Linked DNA regions of Homo sapiens: region 2 is linked to region 1. The links are chromatin loops, found by intact Hi-C in ENCODE. Cell type or tissue: mammary epithelial cell. All regions are shown on one strand. Each heading gives the region's core, and the rest is flanking DNA. Links, peaks and the distances in the headings are about the cores only. Region 1 overlaps LOC105377123 (a long non-coding RNA gene). Region 2 overlaps ATXN7 (ataxin 7).

Region 1 (5,377 bases), core at 65-5,064:
CTTCTGAAGAGGTTCTGGGAGAATCAGACCTAGAAAGTAGGTCAAGGGTTCTTTGATTTCAGCTCTGTTTTAATATTTTTACCTTGGCTACGAGTTTAGAGCAAAATAAAAAAATGCCCTGCGGGAACAGCTTTTCCAGTTCTCCTTTTGCTGCCTCTTTTTTCCTTCCTTCCATATCTTAGGATGAATGTGGATACAGGCAGCCTGAATTCATGGCCAGCTCTGCCATTTTGATGTGTGTGACCTCAGCCAAGTGTCCCGGCCTTTCTAGGTCTCCATTTCCACATGTGTAAATTGAAGAGAATATGACCTTACCTTGCCCGGTTATGTGAATTAAAGATGTAATATTAAAAGATGAGCACACAGGAAGCCCTCGGGGGATATAACAGAAGCAGGACAGGGCTCCCACTTCTATTAGTACTATTACTTCTAACCTTTACTCCCTGATTCGTGCTTCTCTTCAACCCTTCATTCAGTAACCATTTATTGGGTACCTACTATGTCCCAGGGAGTGAACAAGAAGGCAAAGTTTCTGCCCTCTTAAAGTTTGTCTTCTGGCAGAGAGGTAAATGTATTTTAAGTGAACAGAAATAACATAATTGCAAATTGTAATAGATAAAGGAAATAAACAGTTTGCTGAGATAGAGAACAAGGGCTGAGGGGAAGGTGAGACATATGTTGAATGTGACATTCAGGGAAGGTCTCCCTGAGGCGGTTACATTTCTATGAGCCCTGAAGACTGAGAGACAATCAGACAGCAGAAGAGCTAAAGGGGGCACCATCTGAGCAGAGAAAGGCTCTTTCAAAGGTCTTCAGGTGACCACCTGCGGTGGTCAAGAGGCAGATAGGAGGCCAGTGAGTGGTTAGCAGAGGGTGTGAGAGGCCAGGAGCTAGGAACCCAACAGGACTTCTAGATTGATAGGTCTCACCCTGCCTGACAGGCCATGGTACAGAAGGTGAATTTTTAAAATATACATATATAAGTGTAATAAGTCATTTAAACAGGAGTTTCATGGTCCACCTTATATTTTTACAACAGTAGTTCTCAAAGTGTGAACCTCAGCCCAGGAGGGTCACCTGGGAATTTGTGAGGCATGGAAATTCGCAGGTCCACTTCTGGCCTGATGAATCACAGGCTCTGGGAGTGGAACTCAGCGGTCTGTATTTTAACAAGCCCTCCAGGAGATGCTGCTACTGCTGGTCTGAACTGGAAGCTCAGTGATTCTCAATCCTGGATGCACAAAAGAATCATCTAACTTTGGGAGGCCAAAGCAGGTAGATCGCTTGAGGTCAGGAGTTTGAGACCAGCCTGAGCAACATGGTGAAACCCCATCTCTACTAAAAATACAAAAAATTAGCTGGGTGTGGTGGCACACACATAGTCCCAGCTACTTGGGAGGCTGAGGCCAGAGAATCGCTAGAACCTGGGAGGTTGAGGTTGCAGTGAGCCGAGATGGCACCACTACACTCCAGCCTGGGTGACAGAGCAAGACTCTGTCTCGAAAAATAAAAATAAAAAGAATCATCCAGGAGCTTTCATGAGCTACGAATGTTGAGAGACCTTCTACCCACTACCCCTAGATTCTGATTTAATTAGTCAGGGTTTGGCCCCTGGGTGTTGGTAGGTCTTGAATGTTCCCCAAGGCATTCCATAGCTACAGCAGGTAGGACCACAGCTCTAGCTGCTGCGTGAAGAATAGACAACAGGGGGAAGGGAGGAGATGCAAGAAGATCAGGAGGCTAATGCAGTGGTCCAGGTGAGGGATGATGGTGGCAGAGAATATGAAGGGGCTTAGACAGATTTTAAATATATTTCACAGAGAAAAACCCAACAGGACTTTTAGATTGATAGGATATGGGGTGGAGAGGTGGGACTTATATTCAGCATCAGATCGAAGGGAATGCCAGCCATAATAGTAAAGACCCTGTGCTTTTAGATAGCCTGCAGCTAGAAGACCCTGGCAACATAGCCTAACGTTGAGCACAGGGCCCCAAAGAAGTCCATCTTCTCTATCTGCCTGGCAACAAAGAAGATTTCAGCAAACTTAGCAAGATCTAAGCTTATCCTAAGTTCTCAGAGGAGCCACAATGTGAAAGGGACTTTACGAAAAAAAAATCTGAATACTCAGCTAGGATGTTCCTGTTTTACAGCCCAGTCTCCTGGGAACACTCTGGGCACTGGCCCTTCTGGGGAGAACAGGGGACTGGATGGTATATCCAGGAGTGACCAGCAGGTGGCATGCCAGACTCAGAAATGTGTATTGCAGGGAGCAAGGCAACTCTTGCTGTTTGCTGCTTAAACAGAAGAAAAGGATTCACTCCGGAAGTAATACTCATGTGTGCCATGTACTAAATGGCTACTGTGTGCCAGATACTGTGCCAAGTGCTTATGTGTATATTCTCATTTAATCCTCATAGCTCTACAAGGTGAGCTCCACCACTGTACATATATTCAGAGATCTAAGTGGCTTGGGCAATGTCACTGACATGGTCATTGGCAGAACCAGCCTTGGTCCTCTAGCCTGTCTGACCCCATGGCCACTTTTCCTGTCAAAAGGGCCAGGATCCCCAGCGGCTCTTTCTTGTCCACAGTGGTGCTCTCACTCACACTTGGGGGTAATGCCCTTGGAAGGTGGGGCCATCAGAATTATCAAAGCCTTTAAAGTCAAACGCCCTGGGCTTTGCCGCTCACTTGCTGTGCGATGGTAAGAAAGCTACTTGGCCTCTCTATCCTCAGGTTTCCTCATCTCTAAAATGGGGTGAGGCTGGGCCCAATGGCTCACTCTTGTAATCCCAGCACTTTGGGAGGCTGAGGCAGAAGGACTGCTCGAAGCCCGGAGTTCGATACTAGCCTGGGCAACAAAGTGAGACCACGGCGCTACAAAAAAAAAAAAAAAAAAATTAAAATGCGTTGAGACGTGAGGCAGTGAGCTGTGGTGAGATGATCTTATGTAACTGACCCAGAATCTTGCTTGCTTGGCCCAGAGGAGTGCTCAATGAATGGCAGCTTTTCTGCTTAAAATGATTTCACAGGAGGTAGAGACAACTCTGAAAGGTCTAAAACTGTGCTATCCAATGGTGCTCTCTGCAGTGATAGAAATGCTCTATAACTGTGCTGTCCAGCAGCATAGTCATAACCACATGTGGCTATTGAGTGCTTAATACATAGCTAGTGCAACTGAGAGATTGAATTTTAAATTTTACTTAATTACAATAAATGTAAATTTCAATAACCATATGTGGCCAGTGGCTACCGTATTGGACAGTGCAAGTCTAAAATGTGTCTGCGCTCACAGTCTGTGTGTCCTTTACAGCCCCTTGGGTATGAAACAAAATAAGTTATGTTCAACATTTGGATCCTGGCATATAGCAGGCACCCAGTAAATTTGAGTTAGTCAGAAATGGGAGAGAAAGGAAAATCAGTAAGTGAAGCCAAAGCAATGTTTTACATTTAACAAATTGTGTAAAATTGTAGAACTGGACTCTCAGACTTCTCCAGCAAAATCTTCCAGAGTTCAGTAACCATGGGGGACTGACTGGGGCAGGTTGTTAGTTTTTTACCCTTTCAAGCCAGAATTCTCTAAATATTTCTTCAGCCTGTATTCGATGGGGACAGAGAACAAATGTGTTCAAGTGAATAACGTGTGTGTTCAATACAAATTCCTTTCATCTATTCACTGACTAAAGAACACTTCCTCCTTTTCTGTGCCCCCTCTTCAAATTTTTTTTTGCAATTTCACAAATCAGACAACTGCTTAGAAAGTTTATTCTCTCTCTCTCTCTCTCTCTTTTGTTTTGTGTGTTTGTTTTTTGAGACAGGGTCTCACTCTGTTGCCGAGGCTGGAGTGCAATGGTGAGATCTCAGCTCACTGCAGCCTCAACTTTCTGGAGCTCAGATGATCCTCCACCTCATCCTCCCAAGTAGCTGGGACTATAGGCATGTACCACCACACCCAGACTATTTTTGTGTTTTTTCTGTAGAGACAAGGTTTCACATGTTGCCCAGGTGGGTCTCAAGCTTCTGGGACCAAGTTACTTGCTTGTCTTGGCCTCCCAAAGTGCTGGGATTACAGACATGAGCCAGCATGCTGCGCCAAAAGATTTTAAAGGTTCAAAGTATAAATAACAAAACAACTGGCCCCCCAGGAAGCAGCACTATATCATGCATTTCTCACTTCCAAAATTTTATCTATCCAGATTTTGTTTTTAAGTGATGGTCAGTTGGCAATTCTTGCATGTTCCATAGTTGAATCTTGCAGTTTATAAAAGCTAGTGGCAAACATTTTCTCCAGAGGTAGGTCTGCATTGGCTGACACTGCCATTTGCTTCTATCTGAAGATAATTTCTAGTCAATATTGGGACCAATTTGCATTCCACCTGTGGTTTAAGAAAAATCTGAGTTAATAGACATCTTATTTCCAAAGTATCCCAGTGATGTGTAGTGGTCCTTGTGGACTGGCCCCCTGGGCTGCTGGTCCATTTCCTAACCTGGCTCTGACCCAGTTAAGACCAAGCCCCTCTCCTCCAGAGCATCCTGTTCTGGCCACAGGGCGGACATTCTTACCTATACCAGGCAGAACCTTTCTTACCTGTACAGGGCAGAGCCATTCGTTGCTCCTCACCATTCTGAAGACTTGTACTCTATCTGGGTGCCCTAGCTACCAACATGAAGTAGCGGTGATCACAGCTCCTTGAACAAGACCTATGGCTCTGACAACAAACAGCCCCATGAAAGGAGCTGCTTTTGCTTTTTGTATTTTTAACTTTTCCCTTCACTATACCTCAAAGCCCTCTAGGAACATAGAGAATCCTCTGCCAGAATGACATGTTCTTCTGTCTTTTATGGCTCTTAGATTCTTTTTTTTAAATTTTATTATTATAATACTTTAAGTTTTAGGGTACATGTGCATAACGTGCAGGTTTGTTACGTATGTATACATGTGCCATGTTGGTGTGCTGCACCCATTAGCTCGTCATTTAGCGTTAGGTATATCTCCTAATGCTATCCCTCCCACCTGCCCCCACCCCACTAACAGTCCCTGGTGTGTGATGTTCCCCTTCCTGTGTCCATGTGTTCTCATTGTTCAATTCCCACCTATAAGCGAGAACATGCGGTGTTTGGTTTCTTGTCCTTGCAATAGTTTGCTGAGAATGATGGTTTCCAGTTTCATCCATGTCCCTAAAAAGGACATGAATTCATCATTTTTTATGGCTGCATAGTATTCCATGGTGTATATGTGCCACATTTTCTTAATCCAGTCTGTCGTTGTTGGACATTTAGGTTGGTTCCAAGTCTTTGCTATTGTGAATAGTGCCACTATAAACATAAGTGTGCATGTGTCTTTATAGCAGCATGATTGATAATCCTTTGGGTATA
Region 2 (5,377 bases), core at 260-5,259, 490 kb after region 1:
ACCCTCCAATTATGATTTTGCTGTCACAACCGATGCTTTCTGCAGCTCTACTAAAAATGCATTACTGTAGTTTCTTTACTGAAGAACATCTTCCAAAGGCACCAGAAATTCTGGCAGAAGAGCCTGTTTTACCTTCATACGGCCGTGAACCTTTTTTTTTTTTTTTTTTTTTTTTAAGAAGACACCATGAAGCTGAATATCTGTTTACAAACCAACCAACCAACCCAACCAAACACATTTCTGAGCTGACAAAAGATCTTAAGGGAGAAGAAATGGGCATTCCCATGGGGCTCACAGTCCATTTCCTACCTGATGAAGGAGGGAACTGTTCATCAGTCCTTGTGCCCCTGGGATGGTGCCTGTGTGTTTCATGTGGACATTGTTCACGGCTGGCACTTTGGCAACCTTTGTGGGTTTGCTGCTGCTGTTGTTGATGCTGCTCGAGCTGGGTGAGCACTTTCTTTTCTTTCCTATGAGTTTGTCTAGAGGAGTGTGTGAGTGGGAAAAACTGCCGTGGGAGTTGACAGGCAGTTCATTGGACTGGTGAATGAATGGCCCAAGAGAAAGAGTAGAATCACTGCTGTTCACCATCACACTCATCCTCTTGATGGATTCAGCAGGGCTCCCGGTGGGGGGGCCCCTCCCTGACTGGTCATGCCGGACGTTCACCGCATTTGCTTTATTCGTCACACAGTTGAGGCCGATGCTATGGGAAGATGTTACCGTTGAGGGGTAGGGAGGCCCAGAGTGAGCCACACAGTTTTTCCTAAAAGACTCCATGGAATGAGAAGAAGAGGAGGAGGAGGAAGAGGAGGAGGAAGAGTGAACCAACAGTGGGGAACTGTTTTTGCGTTTCTTTCCTGAGCCGCCACTGGTACTGCTACTGGCATTTTGACAGTTAGTGCTGTTACCAGAAGACTCCTTGGGCCTCAAAGATTTGCTGGATTTCAATTTCTGAGGTTTCCTGGACATGGGGGAGGAAGGAACCGAGGAAAGGCCAGAGGGCGTGGAAGGGGATGAGGATGAAGAGGACACTTGTCTGGATTGCATACTGCACACAGGATCCATCGCCCCTGAAGCAGCAGGCTGTGCATTTAGTGTGGTTCCATGAGCTGGTACCGATTTGCTATTTGGGGAGATGCAGGTAGATGAGAGCAGGACTGGGGATGTAGAGACGGTGGCTGCTGCCAGATAGCTGACTCCACATTGTGATGTCGGCACAGAGTTTGTCCGGTGAGGAATACGTGTGGAGATGGGTGAGGTGGTACTGGGCACTGGTGGGATTTTCCTGAAAAAAATTAGAGGACAGTGAATGACACTGACCACAGCCATTCACAGAGACTTTCAGATGGCACCACCCTCTTTGCTTGTGACAAAGAGAAACCATCCACATCAAAGCAATCACTCTGAACTACAAAGCCAATCCTGTCACCTCTCTCCTTCAAATTCTTTAATGCCTTCCTGGTACAGTTCTTACAGAACTGTATGTGTGCAACTCCCCGCTGCTATTGCCCCAGCCTCTAGCTCCACCTCCCACCCCCAACGCCCCCGTTCCCTGCTTCCAGCCACTGTACTTCCTTATATTCTGAGAAAATGCCATGACCCAATACCCCAGCTTCTGCTCATCCTTTAAGTGTCGGATTGCTAATCACCAAATCCTCTGCAGAGAGAGTCATCCCCAGCTTAATTACCGTTGTGGTCCTAGTGTTCAGCACAGTGCAGGAAACACAGAAGGCACTGAATAAATGTCGAGAGAAGTCAGGAATGAATGAGAGAAAAGGAAGGGTGCAGCTAATTAACAGCAACTGCTAGGTCATAACTATTGGCCTGAACAAGGGAATAAAGCCCCACAGTATCAAGGGATATTCAGCATGGTGTTGTAACAATGGATTCTGTTAAGAATGTGTGGGCAAGGTATTTATTAGGGGATGCGGAAACCATCTAAATTCAAACCAGGGAGGGTCTCCTTTTATTTTAGCTCTGAATCTTAAATGTGACAGTAACAAAATTTCAAAAACTTCTTTGGCAGAATTTAAACCGAGGTGGCAGAAGACAAAAAGGCCTGACTGGAAGGCAAGTGCCAGGATTGCCTTGATCCTGACTTAAGGGGTAGCCCTGGCTGACCTGGCCACTACCCCAGTGAGAGAGCTGGCCTAGACTGCTGCCCAGGTGATTTCCAGATGCTTTTAAAGACTACTGTTATTAATAAAATGAATTAATGACTGCAAGTATTTGCAAATGCTTTAAAAATCCCATTCGGCCAGGCGCAGTGGCTCACAACTGTAATCCCAGCACTTTGGGAGGCTGAGGCTGGTGGATCACTTGAGGTCAGGAGTTTGAGACCAGCCTGGCCAACATGGTGAAACCCCATCTCTACTAAAAATACAAAAATTAGCCGGGCATGGTGGTGTGCACCTGTAATCCCAGCTACTTAGAAGGCTGAGGCAGGAGAATCGCTTGAACCGGGGAGGTGGAGGTCACAGTGAGCTGAAATCACACTACTGCACTCCAGCCTCGGTGACTGAGTGAGGCCCTGTTTCAAAAACAAAACAAAACAAACAAAAAAACCCAAAACCCCATTCAAGGGTACAGCTCTGGCCTGATGTTAGTGCTTCTCAACTCCAGCTGTTGCACATTACAGTCACCTGTGGAGCTTAAGCCACATCCATAACGATTACACCAGCGTCTCTGCGGGGAGTGGGGACAGACATCAGTCATTTCTAAATCTTTCCAGGGGATTCTAATGTGGAGCCAAGATTGAGAGGCTAGGCTCTCTCTCCCCGCACTACTCATAGAGGAGGGTGGCAGGCAGTGTCATTAATTACCTGAGAGGTTGGTTAGGAAAACTGAGTTCCTGGGCCCCACCCTAGAATGATGCATCAGAAGCTGCATGGCAACAAGGCCCCTGGGTGATTCTGGAGCATTCAGAAGCCCTGCTCTAAATGAAGTCCAGGCCCTACTGCTCACTGGGAGCAGTGGCTTCTCATGACCACCAGGTGGCTCAGGAAGCCAGGGCCTAAAGACCAGGCTGCCTGGAACCAAATCTCGAGGAAAGGAAAAGCCTTCTAGAGCAGGGAAGGATGTGGATCTCTCCGGGAGGCAATCACAAGTTCCTCTTAGAAAAGCTCTTTTAAGTAGTTAATTACTCTTTTGTGTATAAAGAGGCAAAGTAACAATATGTACTCATACTGACTTGTGTTTGCATAAATAAACTATGTAGAGATACATAAAAAATAATAAAAATGTCTGTGGGGGCTAGGTGGAAAACAAGCATGTAGGAGACAGGAGGACTCGGTTTTCAATGTATGCCTCTTTATACTCGTTTTTCTTTTTTTTTTTTTGAGACGGAGTCTCGCTCTGTCACCCCCAGGCTGGAGTGCAGTGGCGCGATCTCGGCTCACTGCAAGCTCTGCCTCCCGGGTTCACCCCATTCTCCTGCCTCAGCCTTGGTTTTCCTTTTTTAAGCCCAGTGATTGTATTACCATTTCAAAAAGTAAAAAAAAAAAAAAAAAAAAAATACACCAACAAAAATCTTTGAAAACCATCCCAGCCCCTTCTTAGGGAATATGGGATACTGGTCCCAAATCAACAGAGGACAAGTAGTTCACAGAAATCATAGAAGGTGGGCAGTGGCCTTTCAGGTTATGGCCATGCTGCAGAGAAAGTGCTGGTCTAATTTCACCACTGGCCTGAGACTCCACAAACTGAAGTTTACTCATTTCATACTCAATTCCCACCTCACTTACCTTCAATTTTACCACAATAACCCTGTAAGGAAGGATTTTGGGCTGAGCCGGTAGGGTGGGACCTGGATCACTTTGAAAGTTTCCTTGAGGGCTTCAAAGATGCCAGGTGAGAATAGTTCTCTGGATGAGAAGTGCTGAGCTCCCCAGAGAAAATCTCAGGGGCTGCCTGAAAAGGCCGCCAGCACTCCTATGTTGGGAGGCAACATGCACCAAGTTCCCCTCTGCCCCAAGCCTATGTGTCAGCTCATTACTGAGCAACACGTCCCTTGTTGCTGTAGACTTTTTAAAAACCAATGGTCATGCTAATGGAAAGGGTTGGTTTCCTTCTCCCCGGAAGCAAGTAGGCAGCCTTCAGACAGAACAGAGTAGACAGCAGAGTCGACCTTATGATCTTACTTTTTAAAAAGTTCACATCAAGAGGAAAGTCTCACTATACAAGCCACTAGGAACTGAAACTATCTTTGCCCAAACTGTTGGTCATGAGCCACATACCAACATAATGTGGATAAAACATTCAGAAATCCATTCTAAACTCTTAGGAGTACATTAAACCCATAGTTTCATGAGCTCAGTGTGCTTTCCAACTCCCAATGGGTAGTCTGAAGAAATATGAAGTTGAGATTTCATGTATCTTAGGGAGTTCTGGTGTGGAAAAACCCCTGCAGAACCCCCAAACCCAGTCCCCTGATTCTGTGTCTAGCCAGGGACAATGTTCCTTCATAAAGAAGAACCTCTTATCCAGCAAGAACCAGAAAGAAATATGAAAAAGAAAAGCAGAGTAACAGTGCTCTGAATCTGGTGTTCTAAGGAAACGGATGTAAGTCCTGCTAATGATCATGGAGATGGTTCTTTGGGTTGCAGACAATCCAAGGCCTCCGACTAGCGTCTGACTTTATTAGGAAACCAAGGCAGGGAGTCAAATGAATGTACTGGCAGAGTCCATTTAAGGAGGCACTAGTAAATAATGCCCAAACAGAGGATCTGGGATGGCCTGGGGATTACTGGACAGTCACTTTAGCAAAGCTTACTATTCACCAAAGTCACTCCCACCGAATACTAGTTCTCCAAGATGTTCCCCTAAAAAAGGTTCCGAGGTGAAAAGAGCTTGGGACATGTTCCACATTATACATGACGTGACATTCCCTGCTTCAAGAGTTACAAAGCACAGTGCCCATTAAGGCTCTGACAAGTTCTGCAGTAAAAAACAGAACCTTTTTTTTTTTTTACAGGAAAGGCTGAGTTAAACCTTTTTGGCCATGGAACTCTTCTTCCACTTAAAATCCTGTTTGGGAAGCATTAGGTACATAATATCACACAAGGTGTCTTAAATTGCAAACTGGAGCACATGGCTCCTCTACCTAAAACCTTCAACACTGAAACAATTTCAGTGTCACCTGGCCCCTGCTGGTTTCTTGGACCTCATCCTTGTACTGTGCTCAATTTCTTGCTATTTCTTCAACAAACTGTCTTTTCTGACTCAAGACCTTGACACAGCTGCTTCCTTCTGCCCAGAACCCACTCCTCCCTACTGTCCCAGTGACTGCTGTTTCTCATCCATCCTTCTCAGTTCAAGGACTGCCTCTTTCTTCAGAGAGGCTTTCCCTGAATCCCTCTGGCCTCTGTATTTTCAG

What was found. Peaks named below come from ENCODE experiments on the same cell type or tissue, not always from the same donor. Only the 100,000 strongest peaks of a DNase experiment are listed, where the experiment ranks them.
Region 2: it touches region 1 in a loop (12-fold over the local background); 2 of 110 quality-filtered maps call a loop at or near these places.

What each region holds. Positions count from the first base shown.
Region 1 is chr3:64,481,451-64,486,827 of GRCh38, reverse strand. All of the region lies in intron 3 of LOC105377123 (a long non-coding RNA gene), which reads left to right. Among named protein-coding and RNA genes, the nearest start is that of PRICKLE2-DT, 39 kb to the right of the region's middle. In mammary epithelial cell, for the core only: a CTCF peak has its summit at 2,221 (motif pointing right); a DNase peak (open chromatin) is centred at 2,247.
Region 2 is chr3:63,991,416-63,996,792 of GRCh38, reverse strand. ATXN7 (ataxin 7) reads right to left here. Exons shown (of 13, transcript NM_001377405.1): 12 at 310-1,288. Among named protein-coding and RNA genes, the nearest start is that of PSMD6-AS2, 9.9 kb to the left of the region's middle. In mammary epithelial cell, for the core only: a CTCF peak has its summit at 2,989 (motif pointing right); a DNase peak (open chromatin) is centred at 2,952; H3K27ac peaks cover 309 bases.